2 separate regions of the Homo sapiens genome follow, and region 1 is linked to region 2. The links are chromatin loops, found by intact Hi-C in ENCODE. Cell type or tissue: PC-3. All regions are shown on one strand.

What was found. Hi-C counts contacts between places; a loop is a spot of excess contacts. Peaks named below come from ENCODE experiments on the same cell type or tissue, not always from the same donor. Only the 100,000 strongest peaks of a DNase experiment are listed, where the experiment ranks them.
Region 1: a loop joins it to region 2, with 6 times the contacts of the local background. A loop is called at or near these places in 7 of 110 quality-filtered maps.

The regions. Positions count from the first base shown.
Region 1 is chr7:13,916,826-13,924,825 of GRCh38, reverse strand. All of the region lies in intron 9 of ETV1 (ETS variant transcription factor 1), which reads left to right. Among named protein-coding and RNA genes, the nearest start is that of ETV1, 69 kb to the left of the region's middle. In PC-3, no CTCF peak of the experiment used is centred here; a DNase peak (open chromatin) is centred at 4,585; H3K4me3 peaks cover 672 bases; H3K27ac peaks cover 2,414 bases.
Region 2 is chr7:13,847,039-13,855,038 of GRCh38, reverse strand. No RefSeq gene overlaps it. Among named protein-coding and RNA genes, the nearest start is that of ETV1, 140 kb to the left of the region's middle. In PC-3, no CTCF peak of the experiment used is centred here; a DNase peak (open chromatin) is centred at 4,568; H3K4me3 peaks cover 282 bases; H3K27ac peaks cover 4,943 bases.

The DNA.
Region 1 (8,000 bases), 70 kb before region 2:
TTCAAACTTCTCCACACCCAAATTTTACAGATAAATATCTGAGGTTCATCCAAATGAAGTAATTTACCATCAGTTACAGATATATTGTGAAGCAGCCAAAACTAAAATTAGGATTTTCTAATTCTTAGTTTAGTGAAGAGTTCATGATTTGTCTTTCTACATAATTGTTCAGATTAAAGGGAAATACTGAGTGTTTTTGTATGGTTTTCGAAGGATCTTCATGATCCAGGGCATCTGCTTGAAGATACGAGGTGTGCTTTCACTAATTTGGGAGGAGCACATTTCACATTAAATAGTGCCCACATTTTACTCTAAATGTTAGGTGTTCACCGCAGTGAGGTAGCAAAATAGAGCAATTCAACGATATAAATTATGAAGATGCATTCTGCTTTCTTTTAAAAAATATACCACGAGCATTCTTAAGAACTGAGATTATCAAAGAAGTGATCTTTTATAATAGCTCTTTTGAAAAAGACTGAAAAATAATGAGAAGAAAAAGTGGCTAATTAATGGCCCTTCCAAGCTCTAAGTCCTTGATTGCATGAACATAGAGTTTGAGTCTTCTCATTGGACCTCGCTCTTTCTTTCTTAATGCCCTTGATGGCTCAGTGGCTTACACTTCACCTTCAGCTGTGCTTTTCAGACCATTGTCAGCTGAATCCATTTTTCACAAGTAAGCTTATGAGGGACTACAGGATCTCAAATCGATGTAAAGAAAGCTGTTGTTGAGGAATAGGGTGCTTTTTCCATTCTTCATTTTATTTTATTTTATTTTTTTAATTTTTTTTTTGAGACAGAGTTTCACTCTTGTTGCCCCGGCTGGAGTACAATGGCACGATCTCAGCTCACCACAACCTCCGCCTCCCTGATTCAAATGATTCTCCTGCCTCAGCCTCCTGAGTAGCTGGGATCACAGGCGTGCGCCACCACCATGCCCGGCTAATTTTGTATTTTTAGTAGAGACGGAGTTTCTCCGTGTTGGTCATGCTGGTCTCAAACTTCCGACCTTAGGTGATCCGCCCGCCTCAGCCTCCCAGAATGCTGGGATAACAGGTGTGAGCCACTGTGGCTGGCCCATTCTTCATTTAAAATCCATCCATTATTCACCCCAACAACCCCTCCCAGGCTCCTCATATACTTCCTTATTACCCTATTAGGGCTTTGATAAAAGCCAGTAGAAAAGCCTGTAAATTTAGAGAACGGTTATCTGTCCTTAGCACATCGAAAAATTATGTGTAGGCAGAAAAATGATGAAATAAATACTGAAAAAATATTTACCTTATGTTAAATACGTTAAAACTGGAATATGTTTAACTTTCATCTGTCAGAGCTGACAAATCTATCTGCTATTCACATAGGCCCAAGCTGGCACTTTAATCAAGAAATTTAAATACTCTTGGGTTTCTGAAATGGCAAGAGAGGAATGTTTTTATATTGTAAATGTTATTCTATGTTTTGCTGTGTTGGTGGATACTCATCCTAATCAAATAGTAGGAAAAGTAGTGAAGTAATTCCTAATGCTGCCTGTAGTAGTAAGCATTGCTTGGGCTTCCCCTTGCAGAGTTTATAATATGGTTTGAAAGTGAAACTTGTAGGATTAAATAATTGGGTAATGGAGCAAGAACAACATGGTTATTTTCTGCATCCATATAAAAATATAAATGTGTAGTGTTTTATAGGTTTGGAGATGACATGTCAGAGCCTCAATCAACTGACTAAACTTGCACAAAACTTAAGAAAAAAATAACAACATTCAGAGGGCTAAAATATCCCAGTCATTTATTTCTAAACTATTACTATTGCATTTATTACTACTACTCATCTAGCAATATCTCAGAAATTGTGTCATCAGGATATTTTACCTTAAAAAACAATTTATTGCTATTTACTTACAAGATGAGATACGTGTTCTAGGGAAACTAACCTCATACATATTTTCCAATACACTTTTCTTTCATCCTTTCTGAACAATTGGGGCACACATAAGCAACCAAAAATATTATCCAGGAAACAGAAAGTATGCAGTGATTACAAAAAGGAAAGCTGTTGAAAGACACTAATTAAAGTCAGATGGAACACAGGGAGTAGAAATAAAGGTAACTGATATTTATTTTGAATATTCAAGGCTTACCATAAACTAGCAGGCTTCATTATTTCCAAAATGGAAAGCCCATGATCAATAATTTCTCCCTCTTGAACATTCTATGTGTGTGTGTCTTGTTTTGTTTTGGCTGATGTGTTTTAAAGAGATAGGGTCTCGCTGTCTTGCCCAGGTAAGTTGCTAACTCTTGGCCTCAAGCAATTCTCCCTCCTCAGCCTCACTGTAGTTGGGATTACAGGTGCATGCCACCACTGTCTGAACATTCCAATGTCACTTACTATTCAGTGTTTTCACATTGAAGACATTATTTTATCTTAGTTATTTTTTAAAAATTGTATTATTGCTGGGATTCTAATTAGGCAGCTAAGGAGGAAAGGAAGTAGAATAGTATTTTTCTATTCATATTCCCTTTGAAAGTATGGAAGTGTCACCAAGTTGTTACGAATGTATGCCTTCTTCTCTTCTCAGCAACCACAACAGTCTATCTCAAGGCCCGCCTCCCTCTTATATAGTTATAGAAGGCCTAGAATTATAAAAACCACAATATCTAAAACTCTGAACACCTAAACAAATTATTTCAATATAGATAATGCATATACTTCTCAAATCAATCTATTATGAATTTTATATCCAGCCCCTAATAATTATAAATTTATAATTCATGTATTACATTGATCAGACTTTAAATATATTGAATAATGGAAGTTAGACAACATATTACAATTATTTTAAATATGAAATATTACATTTGAAGATATTCATTTTCAGTTTGTCATTTTTATTTACATATTTTTGAACCACCTTAAAAAGTAATTCCTTAGAAAATATTGAATATTTTTAAAGCCCTGGAAAAAAAGTTAGCAATAAATTAATAATTCGGTATACGTTCACTCTTTGGTGATTTTCCTCTGTCCCATATTTTTTCTGAATGGTGGGTTCATCTCCCACCTGCCTATGTTAAGTATTTTAGTTTTGAGCTCTAACATACTGCCATAAATTTATTTATTCTGTATGACTGTATTAATCAGATATTAGAAATTGGAGGTTGAATATTTGTCATAATGCCATAATAAATAATCCTTCCCAGGTTTAAAACCAAAGACTGGGCAGTTTTTCTGTTTATCCTCTTCCTTTTCTGTAGGCATGGCAAGGATCTGTTGATCAGTGGTTTAGAGATATACACAGGGACTGTTTACTGCAACTTTTTTCTCACATGGCTTCAGGTCACTGAAAGAAAAAAGTGTTTTTTTCCCCTTCGGAGTCAAGGAACAAAGTACAAATGGCTGATAAAACCCATTCCATATTCAATACTATTCAGGATAGGATTGACTCTTCAAAAAATATTTCCATAATTGCTTATATATTGCTTCCTCTCCATAAAAACTCTGGATATTTTTAAATATTGCCATCTTTAGTAATTTCCAGGGCAGCAATGATTATGATTCCATGAACTTTGGCCTTTTGTGCTTGATATGTAACACTTCCAAAGGCTAAACCGTGGCCTTATTCCATTACAAAACATCACTTGCTTATGGCTACATTTTCTCCTGAAACATGGCAGCTCATTTTTTCCCTCCTAACTCTAAAACTATTGCTTAAAGAAATTCAAGTGTAGGATCACTTGGGAACTTTAAAGAATGAGCTATTGAACTTTCAGAAAATGTTAACATCTTATCTCTTTCTCAATATCCAAAGATAATTTTCTTTTACACATCCAGTGATTTGTGGACTAGTAGATCACTTAATCTCTGATTTTTAGGTGCTTCAATTGTGAAAAGTGACAGTGATGTCTTCCTAATTGATTTTGTTATTGCAATAGAGGTCATAGATTGGCCTCACAATTTGACTTTGCCTTTTATTGCTTAGCATGTCTCATATGAGTTTTCCTCATTTCTTTTGGAGTTAAAATTGCAAATCTCCCAAATCAGTACTCTGGCCCACTATATCAGTTTTTCTAAGAAATACTTAAATATGCTCTAAATCTACAGTTACAGTAAGTGGCATTGGCTCTAGTGATTTGATTTGAGAGTTGAGACTACAGTCTGGATTTACTCTTTATGCATTAACACAGGCCAAATGGACAGGGACTGCATTTTAAGGCAGTAATGGAAGGCTGAAGGCTGTCTTAAACCAATCATACCAGTTTTACCCATGACTGATTGATCCCTAGGGGCAGAGCCCTGTAAGCATTTCTCTTACATGAATGGACGCTATAGAGCCTGGAGTTTCATTCATAAAATGGAGACTGAAAGGAAACACACACACACACACACACACACACACTCACTCACTCTCTCTGGAATGTCCATTTATACAGAGCTGAAGGGTGTAGTGTTCCATCAGCTGCTGCTTATGCCAGTTGACTGGAAGTAATGATTAATGCTCATTGGTCCTGCTTGCAAGTAACCTGACACTATTTATGGCCTTGCAGTGTTCCTAATGTATAGTGAATGAGAAGACAACATTCTCAAATCAGAAACATAAACAGGAACTGGTGGGTCTGAATTCCATTCAAATATGTCATTTCAGCCCCACAGTGTTTGTCTAACTTGGATTTTACAGGCAGGAAAGGGGGAAGGGATGGATAATCTGCTTGTGAGTTGTACTAGCTTGGAAAAAGGCAATTAGAAGGGGGTGGAGTGTGCTTTTATAGGGTGGGACTTTTAGTTTCTTTTTTAATAAAACAACCAGGATATTTAGGCCCAGAACTGCTTATTTCAAGTGGGTAAAGTGAACATACAACTGTTTTTATAAGTGGAACTGAGATTTGAAATTAAATGAGACAGTTTAAAGATACATGTTTGGATCTCTCTTCTCTCTCTCTCTCTCTCTCTGTGTGTGTGTCTTTGTGTGTTTTTGTCTGTTTCATGAATATGAACAAAAGAAGGGAACATATAACATTTTTTAAAGTGTTTACATAACTAAGTATCTGTTTTTAGGTTTCGAATATAGTTTTAGAATTTTTACACTTAAATGATTTCTATACTTAAATGAGTTAACTAATAGGTTTGAGGAAAAGAGACATTTTATTTCATAAAACATTTTCAACTAGGATATGAACAACTTGAAAAAATTTTCAAGGAATTTTTATCAGATTAAATAGATGGTTATTGTTCTTATTTTGTGTGTGTGTGTGTGTGTGTGTGTGTGTGTGTGTGTATGGTTTCTATTTAGTTGTTTCTAACAATCTGGAAAATTTTACAGGAGAGTAATTCAAAGATAAATATGAAAAGTATCAAAAAAAAAAAACCAAAAGAACAACAAGCATGTGTTATTGTGATTCATTTAACTATTCTCTTTAAAAGTATTTTTCAACTCTCTGTTCTGGTAATTTTTTTTTTTAGTATGTGGGTCTGTACATTTCACTGCTCCATCTGTTTTTCTTAGTATTAAAAAATAAAACCACTCACTTAACATGACACTGGAAATATTATAGTAAATCCTGGGCCTGACATCCATTTACGATTTGTGTCATATTGAGCATGTTTTGTAACCCCTTATGCCTCCAGTTTCTTCATTTATAAAAGGGCAAATAACTCTCATCTTTTAGTGTTTTTGTAACGGGTAAATATGGTTATGTTTATAAAGTCACTGATACCGTTTCTAGCACATAATAGGGGTGCAGGCAATAATAAAGGATTCCCATTGACATGATTTTATTTTGACTAGATACTTCTTCAAAGACTGCTAGTCCTTTATTAAGATGCCATTATTATTTCTAATAATTTAAAGTACAGTATTTGGGGCTAGAGGATAAGATAAAATAAGAGAGACAATACTCTTAAAACAATCATATTGTGCTAGTCCAGCAAGAGAAACAGTCTTGCTGAACTTCTTTTTTTTTTTTTTTATTATACTTTAAGTTTTAGGGTACATGTGCACATTGTGCAGGTTAGTTACATATGTATACATGTGCCATGCTGGTGCGCTGCACCCACTAACTCGTCATCTAGCATTAGGTATATCTCCCAATGCTATCCCTCCCCCGTCCCCCCACCCCACCACAGTCCCCAGAGTGTGATATTCCTCTTCCTGCGTCCATGTGATCTCATTGTTCAGTTCCCACCTATGAGTGAGAATATGCGGTGTTTGGTTTTTTGTTCTTGTTTACTGAGAATGATGATTTCCAATTTCATCCATGTCCCTACAAAGGACATGAACTCATCATTTTTTATGGCTGCATAGTATTCCATGATGTATATGTGCCACATTTTCTTAATCCAGTCTATCATTGTTGGACATTTGGGTTGGTTCCAAGTCTTTGCTATTGTGAATAATGCCGCAATAAACATACTTGTGCATGTGTCTTTATAGCAGCATGATTTATAGGAAACAACAGGTGCTGGAGAGGATGTGGAGAAATAGGAACACTTTTACACTGTTGGTGGGACTGTAAACTAGTTCAACCATTGTGGAAGTCAGTGTGGCAATTCCTCAGGGATCTAGAACTAGAAATACCATTTGACCCAGCCATCCCATTACTGGGTATATACCCAAATGAACTTCTTACTAGTATTATTCATATGCAAAGCAAATAGAAAAAGTTATCTGAATATTGTGGTGATCCAAGGAGAGATGAAAACAAGAGGACAAAGCTGTTCATGGTATGTTTTTTTTCAAATCATGTAGTTTCCAGCAAGAGAGAAATTTAAAATTGAAATTCCACATTAAAACCACTATCTCTTCAGAATTTTGTGTGGCCCATTTTGGCAGCTAATGGCATCCTGTATCATACTTTCTTTTTCTTTTTCTTTTTTTTCTGAGACAGAGTCTCACTCAGCCTCCCAGGCTGGAGTGCAGTGGCATGATCTCGGCTCACTGCAAGCTCCGCCTCCCGGGTTCACGCCATTTTCCTGCCTCAGCCTCCCGAGTAGCTGGGACTACTGGTGCCCGCCACCACGCCCGGCTAATTTTTTGTGTTTTCAGTAGAGACGGGGTTTCACCGTGTTAGCCAGGATGGTCTCGATCTCCTGACCTCATGATCCACCCACCTTGGCCTCCCAAAGTTCTGGGATTACAGGCGTGAGCCACCGCGCCCGGCCTCATATTTTCTTTTAAACCTCTGTTAATTGTCAGAGTATGGTAGTATGAAATAAATACTCAAAGTTGGTCAGGCGCGGTGGCTCACCCCTGTAACCCCAGTACTTTGGGAGGCCAAGACGGCAGATCACCTGAGGTCAGGAGTTCAAAACCAGCCTGACTTAAGATAGTGAAACCCTGTCTCTACTAAAAGTACAAAATTAGCAGGGCATGGTGGTGCATGCCTGTAATCCCAGCTACTAGGGAGGCTGAGGCGGGAGAATCACTTGAACCCGGGAGGCAGAGGTTGCAGTGAGCTGAGATCGCACCGTTACACTCCAGCCTGGGCAACAAGAGCGAAACTCCGTCTCAAAATAAATAAATAAATAAATAAATAAATAAATAAATAAATAAATACTCAAAGTTACAGTTGTGTCTATGTTTTCTATCACTTCAACTTTATTTTAAAATTTCAGCTTAGTAAGACTATCACAGGCTTGTAAAACTTGTAATAGTGCGAGCCTAGTAGATCATATAATCTAATGTTGTTTGGATCTGGTCATTATTTGTGTGGGGTATTGTCCAAAAGAAAACCCCAGGTGCTTACAAGAGAAGTTTATAATTGTGTAGATAAAATTCTATACTGTTATTTTTCGCCATGTAGCCTTAAACTTTCAAAAGCACGTAAATTCAGATAACTGCGATAACTGCATTATTTACTTATTCTACTTTTACTTTTTCTTTCTTTACTTTACTTTTACTTTTTTTTTTTTTTGGACAAGGTCTGGCTCTGTTGCCTAGGTTGGAGTGCAGTAGTATGATCTGGGCTCACTGCAACCTCTGCCTCCTGCGCTCAAACCATCCTCCCATCTTAGCCTCT
Region 2 (8,000 bases):
GCCGAGGTGGGTGGATCGCTTGAGGTCAGAAGTTAGAGAGCAGCCTGACCAACAAGGTGAAACCCTGTCTCTACTAAAAGTACAAAAATTAGCCAGATGTGGAGGCATGCGCCCGTAGTCCCAGCTACTCGGGAGGCTAAGACAAGAGAATCGCTTGAACCCAGGAGACAGAGGTTGCACTGAGCAGTGATGGTGCCATTGCACTCCAGCCTGGGCGATGGAGCAAGACTCCATCAAAAAAAAAAAAAATGCGTGAACATATGTAATTAGAGAAAAATATTAGGGAAATTGCAAAATAATTTATTAGCCTTATTCAGATCTAGAGATGATCAAGGATAAGCTCAGCCTACTCAAGCAGAGATAACGTCTGTGTGGAAACGCTAAATGTCTAGTCTGCTTCTATCTTGTGTTTAAAGGAGAATCCTGTTGAAAATGAAGCCACTATCATGGTTAAGAGGATTTGAAATCTAAGATCAGGAGTGACTGCTTTCGGTGAATACAAGTTTCTAAGACTAGAAGATGGACATTCTAAAGTTCAGAAAAAGTCACTTCTCAAATCACTAAGTTATGTTGCTTCCTTCACAATGTTGACCAAGAATCCCTTCACCCCTTTTCTTGTTAACATTGCAGTCAAACATTGATTATCATGCACTTTAATAAAATAATAGCCAAATTGTTATCTCATTTCTCTGCCTCAAGTCTGTTCTTTTCTCAGTTCACATTGCACACTGCCTGGCTTGGGCCATTCCTTGGTTCAGAAATCTTAAATTGTTCCCCATTTTCCTACAGACTAAAGTTTATTTTCCTTAACCTAGCCCTTTATTGCTCCTCCAAATTTACTCGTCTCACAAACCATCTTTCTAGCATCATTTCCAATAAAGTTATTTTATTTCATTTTTTTTTGAGTGGAGTAATTCATTAAATGGATCACTAAATCTAACTGGATTATTTTACTTTTGAATGAATGCTTTGACAGGGCTTGCCACTACCTGCCAGTGAAGGACCCAAGTTTCCTGGAAACTTTCCTTCTCTTCTGTCCCCTTGATATTTCTGAGAGTGACTTGGAAGATTCTCCCATCTTTGTGGTTCCACCAAAGTCTTTAGATTTGCCAAAGGAGCTGTCCTCCTGGTGCAAAGGGCCTAGAGAGTGGTATCAGTCACAGTTTGAACTATGTTCTCTGCTCTAGGATGTCACAGCTTACCCCAAATCCTGGGTGAATCAGAAGTACATTTATCTCATTATCAATCTCATATCACTTAGTCTGTAACACTCATGTGGCACTTATTATTATCTGTTTGCTAGTTTAATCATCCGGCTTGGTTGGATTATCTGCTATTAACACAGCATCGTAATTGCTTTCTTTATCACAGAAAGAAGGTTGGAACTACATTTCTCAAAATTGCCTTTTCTGTAAGGCGCCAGGTTAGAGTTCATCAACATGAAACACTTGACTGAAATTTAGAATGTGAAGAGCAGTGGCTGTTATTCTTCTCAGGAAGAAGCAGCCAGACATATGGACAGACGTGACTTGCCCTGAAGCTCGGATGATTGTCTTAGTTTGCTGGGACTGCCAGAATAAAATGTCACAGACTGGGTGGCTTAAACAACAGGCATTTATTTCACATAGTTCTGGAGAGGGCCCTCTTCCTGGCTTACAGATGGCTGCCTTCTTTTTTTTGAGATGGAGTCTCACTCTGTCTCCCAGGCTGGAGTGCCGTGGCGAGATCTCGGCTCACTGCAAGCTCCGCCTCCCAGGTTCACGCCATTCTCCTGCCTCAGCCTCCCGAGTAGCTGGGACTACAGGCGCCCGCCATCACGCCGGCTAATTTTTTGTATTTTTAGTAGAGACGAGGCTTCACCGTGTTAGCCAGGATGGTCTTGATCTCCTGACTTTGTGATCCGCCCGTCTCAGCCTCCCAAAGCGCTGGGATTACAGGTGTGAGCCACCGCGCCCGGCCGGCTGCCTTCTTACTGCGTCCTCGCTTGCAAGAGAGGCAGAGAGCTCTGTTGTCTTAGGACACTAATCCCATCATGTGGGCCACACTCTCAAGATCTCATCTAAACCTAGTTATCTCCCAAAGGCCCTACGTTAAAAACCATCACATTGCGGTGTTAGGTCTTCAACATGTGAATTTTGAGGGCACACACCGCATCCATAGCAGCTGAGATGATGACTGAGAACATTCCAGAGAGTCTTGAGAATTACATCACCTTTTGGGAGAGTTTTTGAGAACCATCCCTTCGGTGCTTTCATTTGAGATTGAACGTAGCAATTTTCCTGACCTTAGCTCCCCACCCCTCCCTATGATTGTTTAAATCTTTAGTTTCGTGGATTGAAATCCTTCAAACTTAGAATGCAGGGGGTAACTTTTGTTTTTATTAACTGAACTCTGATGGCTACATGAATCTTTCATAATTTAGAATTAGGATGTCCTATTGGAGTAACTATTTCTGTTGAATGTACAGCTTGTTCTATTCCAGCTTCTTGCCAACCCACACCTCTCGTTGTACCTCCTCTCTGTGACTAAGCAGATTGTTACCACATTTGCTGCTGGGTAAGGCAATCAAAGTCAATTTAACCTTGAGAACATTTGACACTTTGGCTGGAATCTCTCAGCGTAGTGGTTAACATATGTTGGCCTTAAAAGTACAGAAATGAGACTCCACTACTGTGATTTGTGCTATGGATACACTGTCTGTGTCTTCCATATTTTCTACTCAGCAATCAGCACCCCACTTCATAGCTAGCATCCTGAAATGTGTCAATCGCAAAATGGATTTTCCCTTGCCCTAGAAGGGAATCCCCATATAAGAATCTGAAGATACCTGGATGGCTTGAAAGCAGATGGGAAAAATATTGAAAGGAGAAATATTGGACTTCTTGCTTCAGTCAAAACATGATATTTCTAGCATCGCACTCTGGATCCTGACTGATGTTGTGAGAATGTCCTTCACAGATCTCTTGGACTCCTGCATGTCTTGCCAGTATGCCATGAATGCAAGGCACTGACTGCTCTTTAAGGGAACCATTTCCCAGGGCTGTGTTTACAGAGAGCATCCTCAGGGGATTAGGTAATGTCTTCATGACAAGCAGCAGGCTTGCTTACTGCTTACTGTGAAAATTGTAGATCTCCTAGGTGCAGTATTCCTCCTCTGTAACACAATCCACTGTGCATCTATCCGGGCATTGTGCGCCACCCCCATGGACTTGGGAGGGGGCAGCAAGAGAAATCGACACAAACATGTTGATGCTTATGCTGCTTGCTGTGCCATGCATGATTAATGAAGTCCTTTGTCTCAAAACCAGGAGTCTCCTGTCTCCTGCCAGTATCTATGAAGCAGAAACAGGCAAACTTATTAGTTTTAAGCAGGATAAAATCAAATTCCAGACCTGACAACTGGGGCACACAATTTGCATCTCACATACTAAAGAGGGGCACCCAGTTCCATGCTTTCTTTTTCTGTTAGGTGATGAGCTTCATGAAGACAGAAATTTCGATTTTATTTTATCCACTTTTGTAAGCCCAATAGCTTTATATATTTTGCAACTGTATCAGCACTCATTAAATATTTACTGAATAAATTAATGAAAGGTATGAATACATCTTGCTTTCAACACCTTGAAACATTCATTAGAATACCACAAAATCTCTGTGGAAATATAGATTAACATCCTTTATCTCTGAAATTCTGATTTTGTAATTTTGATTTTTTTAAATGTGAGAATGAAAGTTACTTTGTGAAGTAACTTGTAAGTTACAGGTTCTCAATATTAATCACCTACTTCTCTATCCCTTATTTCCAAATCATTCATTTTTTTAAAACAAACTATAAGCAATCTCTGGTGTCTGGATTTTTTTTTTATATTAAGAATTTCAACTTAATAATGCTCACAGATAGCTGCAGTTTCCTTAAAAGATTCTGACTCTCCTGGTAAGATCTCTGTGGAATAAAATCAGGCGTTTATAAGATGAGTTCAAGGAACTATTACTTCTCTTGCTTTCTTAAAGTAAAAGCATCATCGCTATCAACTACTATTAACTGAGAACTTTATATCTTGAATGGCATGGATGCTACCTCTTCTTTACCATTTCTGCATTATCATGCCGTTGGAATACAACTATCTTTAACTTTGTAAGTTATGATTCTTACAGTAATACAGTAACCGTATACGTTGTGAGTTTTCAGATTGATTTTTTTTTTCCCCAGACAGCCCAAAGACCCCCTGTAATTATCCCCAGAAATTCAGCAATTACGTATCACTGGAAGCTCCTGGTGCCCTCTGAAGCCTAATTGCCACCCAGTCTCTGATTCCACAGCTGGGAGTCATGGTTTCATGGCTCTGCCTTGGAGAGGCTGGCAGAAAGCCAGTAAAAGTAAACCAGTAGGTAGGTAAGAGTCAAGTGAAATGGGCCAACATGGTGGAGTTTGCCAACCTCTGAAGTAAGAGCTTAGCTCTTTGGTTTTGGAATGGCAGAATACATTTTGGTTTTAATTTTCTAATTTGTGGTTAAAAATGCCTCAAGATTTAGTCAAGGATTAATCCTGTGGTTTAACTTCCTTTTTCCTGGGGGTATGAAATGTTTGAGTCAAGCCACCAACCCATATCCCAGCAAATGAAACCTATTTGCATTTCTCATGTGTGTAAGCCTAGTAAATGTTGATTGCTTCCAGCTCACTGACACAGCAGCAGTGTGCTTTCCATTTTGTTACCAAATAATCAAACCTCAAACAGGCACTGTCTCTGGGCTTAACAGGAAGCATGACTCACACCTCTAACCACGAGAAGGCGAAACAGCAGTGATGCACTTAACTTGTTTAAAATGCTTGTTAGCATCAACTTTGTAACATACATTAGAAACAGTGGTCTTCCCAGCACAGTCTCTCCTGCCGAGCATGGTTAGGGGCTGAAGGGTAATTTTACTTCAATAAGAGAGTGTGTGAAATAACATACCGTGTTCTAATGGGCCCGGCAGAAGAACCCCACCATACGGATTTTATAATTATAGATTTATTTTTCTGCATCTCTGCTTATGTATCAGGATCTTTTTCCAGTCGAAATGCAAGAAAACTCCACAACCAAACAACAACCACCACCACAAGCACCACAAAAATACACCTCACATTGGCTTAAACAATACAGCTAATATTTCGTTAGTGGACTTTAGACAATATTTGAAGATCAGGCTTGTGCTCTGTATTCTCTAATTATCTCAGGCATTTTTCTCTTTCTTTCTTTTTTTCTTTCCTTCCTTCCTTCTTTCCTTTCTTTCCTTTTCCTTTTCCTTCCTTCCTTCCTTCCTTCCTTCCTTCCTTCCTTCCTTCCTTCCTTTCTTTCTTTCTCTTTTTCTTTTCTTTCACTGTTGCTGTTTGCTTGTTTTGTCATAGTAAGAAAATGGCCGCAGTGGTGTCAGGGTTCCTATCTCTAACCACAAGATCTGGAATAATAGAGCTTTTTATCTTTATTCAACTACTGAATAAAAGTATTAGGCTTTACTGATTAGACAAAATTAGGTCATTCACATCCCTGCCTCTGAACTAACTACTAATCACTGTGGACAATGTAGGGCTTAGGCCTGTACCCCTGACCATCCTGAACCTGTGAAAGCAAAGGCAGTTTACTGGATGAGGCCGCTTAGCCCTCTCCCATCACCCCCCAGAGATAAGAGAGGGCTTGTCCTGCCAAAGTCAGCTAAATCCAGGACACAACAGCATGGCAGTGACATGGTGATTCCAGGGAGGAAAGCCACAATGTCACTATACTGTGCAACCCAGTATTGGCCTAAATTGTGGAGCTTTATGTTGGTGACTCCAATGTTAGCAAAATTATCTTTGTGATTTTGCCAAATCTCCTAATCTGATTCCTCAGTTGTACGTCCATTTTCCTTTTACAGTGGATATTTCCTACAGAACTACTCCTGGGCTTTAGCTGTGTGTGTGTGTGTGTGTGTGTGTGTGTGTGTCTGTTTTAAATTTGAATCCAGTTTATGCAACCTCATTCCAACACCAAAAATAATTCAGTCACTTAAATGCCATATGGAATAAATAAATGTTTCAAAACAAATCAAACTTAATTCCCTGTAAAAATCCTCAGCATTGGTTACTCTGATTAAATATGTAAGGCCAGCAAAGGCCCAGGCTATTGGCAGGCTTATAAAGGAGAAATGAAAGGAATTAGAAAGCAAGAGACTAAAGTCACTTTATGAATTGATGAAGTGATGGCAGGAATGTTATTTTTATAATTTCTCAGAATAAAAAAAAAATACGGGTTTGCTGCCGAAAATTGGCTGGTGATCAGAGCCTGCCGAGTCACGCCAGGGCACATGCACTGTGTACGTGAGGGAGTAGATCATCCAGACTCTCATATTAGAAAATAACCAAAATTGGAGGGAAATCTTACCACTCAGTTCTATTCAATTCAAGAAACAAATATTGATTAAGCACTCTGGGAGAAGGGAGAGATTGAGTGTGTCATCAAGGAGCTTACTATATTTTAAAGGAATGATATAATTATCTAACAGTTAAAAAATTAAAAACACAAGTCACAAGTCTCATTTTAGAAGAAGGAGTTGATAGAGGTTGTCAGTAGTGATATCTACCCTGTATAAGGAAATTAATCAAATAAGATATCTGTGATTTTATGTTCTCAAAAGAAATAAAAGAGCAAGCTGTGAGTTAAACTTTATAATTTTAAGTTTACTGATAAAGTCAAAGAAGAAGAGAAAGAATTATTTATATTTCTCAAAATCTCTGTTCCTAAATGGCACAGCCAACATAAAAAATGGAGTTTTATATGAAACTAAAATATGTCACTTTTTCCCACACCATGTGGCTTCCTTAGGTGTCTTCTCTGGGTTAAGAGTTTGAACATCTTGGTCAAACATCAAAGTCAGATAGAAGTGAAGGAAAACTAAAGTCGTCGCCTCCAGGGAGATGTCATTGTGGAATGAATCTCTGGCCAGATTTTAATAACCTAAGAAAAGGAAATCTATGTTTGTAAATTGTATACATAAAATTTTGTTTTTCCTGTACCATCCTACAGGGAAAGAAATTAATCAATTTCTATGTCAAGATAAAAAGGGAGATCATTCAATATTTCTCCTGCAAACAGTTGTTAGCTTTGTGTTAGTCACCAGAGAAATGAAGTTCACTAAGACACAGTTGCTATCCTCAAGTATTTTATAATCAAATACTATAAACAAATTTATAACCAATTAAAATACAATGGGAAAAGTACTATAAAACAAATATTTATAATTCCTGTGAGAACAGAGATGAAATGGAAGAGAGGGACATTGTAGGATCAGGGAGATACACAGATGGTTATATTGAGGATTGAAGAAAGTACTCAGCTGAAAAGAGAAGGTAGAAGAGAATTCAGGCTGGAGACACTCCACAAAGATATAGAAAGAGCATTTCACCTTGGCTAAATTTAAGCACCCAGTAGGTTGAGATATGATTTAATTTGGCTATTTTTTTCTGCATGTCAATTATGAAACGCATCTAAACATTTTTGAATATGCATACCCAAGATAAGTGTATTTCTGTAGTTATCACTGCTGTTACTGTTGTAAATATAGGCAAAACTCAACCTGTGTCTAATTAAAAAATGAACAACAGCAATAATAATAGTAATAACAATAATTGCTACCATGTATTGATCAAGGAACTTTCTTCCAAACTATTTTAAATGCTTTTTGTGAATTAACTCATATACCCTTTGAAACAACCATATGGAATAGATACTACTATTAATCCTTTTTTTATTAATGAGAAAAATGCAGGTGTAAACACACATATTAAATTTTTCTACCCACACTCCATAGATCATCTTGCACACAAGAACTCTCTGCAGTAGATGTTATAGAGACCAGGTGCAATTATTATAGAGACAAGGTGTGGTAGTGACACGCAGGGCCCTGGTTGAGTATCTTGATGAATATTAGAGGTGCTTGAAAGTGCATGTGTTTGTGTGTGTATATGTGTGTGTTTAAGCATG